Regions from separate parts of the Homo sapiens genome. Here region 2 is linked to region 1. The links are chromatin contacts, found by Hi-C or POLR2A ChIA-PET in ENCODE. All regions are on one chromosome and are shown on one strand. The core of a region is the stretch at or near the end of the contact, and the rest is flanking DNA. Distances in the headings are between cores, read along the strand shown.

What was found. A loop is a pair of places that touch in the nucleus more often than their neighbours do. ChIA-PET counts read pairs that join two places held with the same protein, here RNA polymerase II (POLR2A). Pooled maps may share reads with other maps.
Region 2: a loop to region 1 is called in a map of lower leg skin, with 2.9 times the contacts of the local background. The contact joins two enhancer-like sites. A Hi-C loop is called at or near these places in 6 of 168 maps with a recorded cell type or tissue (GM11168, cardiac septum, gastrocnemius medialis and 3 more), 2 of 37 single-sample maps with no recorded cell type and 1 of 50 pooled maps. POLR2A ChIA-PET finds 5 or more read pairs at or near these places in 1 of 52 experiments (activated T-cell).

The regions. Positions count from the first base shown.
Region 1 is chr11:34,378,409-34,381,108 of GRCh38, forward strand. No RefSeq gene overlaps it. Among named protein-coding and RNA genes, the nearest start is that of ABTB2, 22 kb to the left of the region's middle. Within about 2 kb of position 1,288, at least 3 of the 41 ENCODE cell types and tissues checked have a DNase peak (open chromatin) inside an H3K27ac peak, as active enhancers do.
Region 2 is chr11:34,494,060-34,496,759 of GRCh38, forward strand. All of the region lies in intron 2 of ELF5 (E74 like ETS transcription factor 5), which reads right to left. Among named protein-coding and RNA genes, the nearest start is that of ELF5, 18 kb to the right of the region's middle. RefSeq lists an enhancer at 2,089-2,588. Within about 2 kb of position 1,377, at least 5 of the 41 ENCODE cell types and tissues checked have a DNase peak (open chromatin) inside an H3K27ac peak, as active enhancers do.

The DNA of each region.
Region 1 (2,700 bases), core at 38-2,537:
TCCAGGACCCTTAAGAGTTATGCTAACTCTACACTGCCTGTGCTCTAAAAATGGAACAACAAAACTGGATGATAGTACATCTGTTTACAGCATGGTTTACTGAATATTTTAATCCTACTGTTGAGACCTACTTATCACAATAAAATATTTCTTTCAAAATATTACTGCTCATTGACAATGTGCTTAGTCACCCAAGATCTCTCTCTGATGGAGATAGATAAGAAAACTAAAATTGGTTTTTTTTTTTTTTTTTTAGATGGAGTTTTGCTCTTGTTGCCCAGGCTGGAGTGCAATGGTGCAATCTCGGCTCACTGCAACCTCTGCCTCCTGGGTTCAAGTGATTCTCCTGCCTCAGCATCCTGAATAGCTGGGATTACAGTCATGCACCACCATGCCTCACTCATTTCATATTTTTACTAGAGATGGGGTTTCTCCATGTTGATCAGGCTGGTCTCGAACTCCCGACCTCAGGTGATCCACCCACGTTGGCCTCCCAAACTTCTGGGATTACAGGCATGAGCCACTATGCCCAGCCTTAAAGTTGATTTTTGCCTGCTAACACAACATCTATTTTGCAGCCCGTGGATCAAGGAGATGATCATTAGCCTTTTTTTTAGCAATGAGGTATTTTTAAATTAGGATATGTACATTGTTTTTTGGAAATAATGCTGTTGCACACTTTATAGACTACAGTATAATATCAACATATTTTATATGCACTGGGAAGCCAACAAATTTGTGTGACTCACTTTACTGCATATTTACTTTATTGCAGTGGTCTGAAACCCAAACCACAATATCTTTAAGATATGACCCTATTGGTGTCTGTGCATTTGAAGAAACAGTCACCTCTTTCAAACTTTACAGACTGTCTTTGGTAGGGAAAGACCTTTATCTGTGGCTGGCATGAGGAAGTAGCTTGATGGGCTCTGGGTGACTCTGGCAGCTGGGGTTACTCTTGGCAAAGACTGCAGGGCCTTAGCACAATGACTGCTGGGGTCCTCGATGGTGAAGCCTGCCAAGTCCTTTTGCTCTCTTTTTTTCCCAACTGGGGGACTCACAGCAGAAGAAATTCTTCTTCACTGGGCTCTGCTTGTCTGGGGAATGAGGTGAATGCAGGCAAAACGCTTCCTACCGTATTCTATGTGGGTGTTCTCAGTTCTTTTAGATTGCTGCATCTTCTTAATTGTACTCCAGAGCTTTCCTGGGGCTATATTTGTCTATGGAGCTTATGAAATTTTTTTTTTTTTTTTTTTTTTTTTTTTTTTTTTGTGGCAGGACAAGGGCTATGACCTCCTAGATTACTACACTGCTAATGTCACTTAGAACATGCACCTTTGATCAAGTTTAATCTTTAGCAGGTAGGACTGAAACCCAAAGCCACAAAAAGCAACTGAGCTGGGAGATATCTATTACAGCCATTGCCTCTAAATCTGACTATGAGAAAAGCATTTCAAATATCACATGACTTAACTTATTGGAATTTGTGGTAAAGAAATAAGAATGAGCACAAATATTTAGCAACAAAATCAATTGCAGTATTGTTAGTAATTATAAAAAGATATAAACATGTAACTGTCTAACAATGGCAGATTGTTAAAAATAAGTAAATATCCATATAGTGGAATAATATGGAGCCATTTAAAGTGATGCAGAAATATATCTTTTGTCTTGAAATATGTTTATGATAATTAGGTGAAAAAAGCAAATCACAGAAATGTTTTTTGTTTGTTTGTTTTTGAGACGGAGTCTCGCTCTGTCACCCAGGCTCACTGCAACCTCCACCTCCCGAATTCAAATGATTCTCTTGGCTCAGCCTCCCAAGTAGCAGGGAATACAGGCATGCACCACCACATCCAGCTAATTTTTGTATTTTTAGTTGAGATGGGGTTTCACCATGTTGGCTGGCTGGTTTCGAACTCCTGACCTCAAGTGATCTGCCTGCCTCAGCCTCCCAAATTGCTGAGATTACAGGTATGAGCCACTGCTCCCAGCCAACATGTGTGTTTTGATCTAACTTTTGTTTTAAAAAAGTAGAAAACAACTTAATATATGAAAGTGCTAATGGTGACAAGACAGATGGGATTACAGTTTAAAAGTAGCGTTTTTTTCCTGTTTGTCTACATTTTCTGATCTTTCTGAAATGAGCATGTATTGCTTTGTTATAAAAAAATAATAAATTTTGAAAATGAAAGTATAGAGCTTGGACCTATTATGTATTATGGAAATAAATGAATGAACTGCATAGCAATTTCTGCTATCATGACATGGGATAAAAATGTTTTAAAAGCATATTTCCCATTGCATTGTGATTTATCTTTTTACCTATCTGCCTCCCTTTAGCTGAAGATCCTCTAGGTCAAAGACTATTATTATTCATCTTTGCTTCCCTAGCATGTAGTTCACAAATTCAGCTGGTGATGAGTAAATGTTGAGTAATTGAGTAAGCAGCACATAAAAGTGTGTCAGAAGACTTAGATATTAGTCAGGGTATGTGTTGACAATCACATCGTCCATCTGATGTGTTGACAATCCCACCATAAAATACATCATGGTAAAAATCCAGTCCACCAGAGGAAGTCCTCGAGATGCAGCTAAGATGAAAGGTCAGGGGCCAAGGGCTGAGGGTAAATAATACATAGAAATCACAGATTTGTGTGTTGTGGGTGCTATATCAAAGACACCATCAAGTTTGGGGAT
Region 2 (2,700 bases), core at 127-2,626, 120 kb after region 1:
AGCTGTTTGACAAGCTGGGTTGAAATTCTGATTCTACCACTTTCCGCTTGGCAAGGTCTGTGGACATTGAAGTCTCAGTTTCCTCATCTGTAAAATGGGGATAATATGCTCAATGCCCAGGACTATTATGGAGTTTGGGGTTAATGTATGTAGAATGGCACACAGAAACTTACCAACCAATTCAATAGTTACTAAATGCCTACCGTGTGTCAGAAACCATTTGAAGCTGGTTTTGATTCCCTATGCTTTAAAGGGCAGCTGCCCAATGCTGGCTATTTGTTTCTGCACAGTTACTGGCAATCTTGTGCCAAGAACCTTGGGTTATTAGACATTGCCCAGAGTCTGACAGTCCTTGCGTCACCATAGTAGGCACCTCCAGAGGAAGGTGGTCATGGGAGAGTTGGTTGTATTGTTGTTCTTGTGTTTTTGGTGGTGTTCAGAGTAATTTCTATCCTGAGATCAGAGCCCCCACTCCTTTAGAGGAGTCGTGTACATGCCTAGACAGTTGTGAGTGCCATCTGTCTGGGAGGCTGGCATGTGGCTTTGCCTGGCCCAGGGGTAGAGATTTGGTGTTCAACAGTTCTGTCCTTCTGTTCTTAGGAGAAATGGAAAGTGGGGTGGACATAAGGTATGGAAGAGGTGCTGTATTAGGTACTTGGTCAGGCTCTTTGACATAAACAATTATTGTATCTGCCATGGAAAACATTCATTCATTTATTCATTTCATTCAATAAATAAAAGCTTTAGTTTCCTTACTGGTAAAATTGGAATAATTACAGCACCTGTATCATAGTGCTGTTCTGCAGATTAAATGACTTAATATACATAAAAGTACCTGGAACAGAGCCTGGAGGATTTAAATGCTATTACAAACATTATTATTGAATATCTACTATGTGTGCAGCCACACGTTGTATGTTAAGGATTCATGGTGGACAGGTTTGGTCCCCCGTCCCCCAGGAGATCACAGAAGAGGAACTTGAAAGTCATGAAGGACTTTCCCAAGAACCCACGCCAGCGTGTGGCAGAGCTGGATTTGAACCCTAGCCTGAACTTGAAAGCCATTGCTCTCCCCACACCACCATACCGGGTCAGCACAGAGCAGAGATGGAACGTGAAGAGTGGCTGAGGCACGGGGAAAGCTGGAGAGAACACAACACGAGGGCCTGAAAAGAAAGGCAGAGAGCAGAGAGTGGCTAAGGTGACGATGACAGAAAGGGTCCCTCACATGTTATACCCCACAGCAAATAGCAGTGGTGCGATTTGCAGCGTTTAAAGGTGAGTAGAACTCGCACCATTGTCAGTTGCTGATGATTCCAGGCAGGAGGTGGGTCCTCTGCCTGTCAGGTGCTACTACTCACTCAGCACCCTCAGCCAGCCGAGGCGCTACGCGTTCTTGTCGTCTCAAGTTTCTCAGGTCCCCTCAACAATCCTATCCAGTAGGTGTAATTGGGCTATTCCACAAAAAAGGAAATAGAGGCTCCCCTTAAAACTCAAAGGTCTTCCAGAGATCTCTTTTACCACCGAAGGGTGGGTGGAGGGGCAGTTGATTTATTTTATTTAAAAATTTTCAGAATTTTATATGCATTAAGATCAAAGCGTCAATATTGTGCCAGGGTGCTTGAGGCTGATGTCGTAGCCTCTACCTGGCAGATAGGAAGAGCCAGGGAGCCGGTGAGACCGATGACTCAGGTCTTGCTCACTGGCCACTGGCTGGAGCTGGCTTACCAGGCCCGTGGGGGCTCTTCAGGGCAGGCAGGGGTTCCTGGCAGAACAAGGGGCCATTCCTGAGTTCGGCCTGAGCTTTCATCTACTGATTTCTGGCTTTAGTAAACCTGAGGGGCCTTTTGGACTTTACTGGCGTCCTGTGAGAGATGTTTATGAGCCTTGACATTTTTCAGCTGCGGGCCCTGCCCTAGATGGCCATCGGTGTGCGGCCGTCGGAGGGCACAGTTGATTTCATGGAAAGGTTTCGCCAAGGCTCTGTTCCCGTTTCCCTCCCCTCCCCTCTCTGCTTCCACCCCCTTGTTATTTTCTTTGGCACTTGAAGAGGGCCATATTGTTTGCGGAAGCCAAGGGGGCCTCAAGGATTCGGAGAAACGCCCAGGCGGGGAGTCGGCCCCACACCGGGGAGGTGTTGCTGGCGCTGGCTCCCTGCTCCTCGGCGCTCTGCTTTGAAGCTCACCCACAGAGCGGCTTTGTGTGCGGCCTCGGCCCCTGGAGGGGAGCCAGAGCCCTGCGGAGGCTCCCTCTCCTCATCCGCAAGCTCCTTCCAAAGCCCCAGAACTGGGAGGAAAATGGCTGCTCTGGGTGCCATGGCAGGCCTCTTTTCCGGGGGTCCCATCCTCAGGACGGGAGGAGAGTGGCAGAGCGGAGGCTGCCCAGACGAGGGACGCCGCTGTCAGCCCCTCCTCACCAGCCCCTCTCCTGCTCTTCTCTTTCAGGAGGCTCCACGGCCCAGAGTCTTCCCACAGCGACTTCTCTTTGGATGGAACGTGGTCCCCATCTGCCTTCTCCTGAGGAATCTCTGCTCATCCTCACTCCCCCTCGCAGAGGTCTCTTCCTCCTCACTGAGTGCCCATCAGGCGTCCTCCTCATCCCTCCCCTCCAGACCTAGAGCTTTTGCTCGCCCTGAACCAGGAGTGCTTGGAGCCTGGCCTAGCCCACCACAGGCCTACCTCAGTGAGTGTGACTGACTGA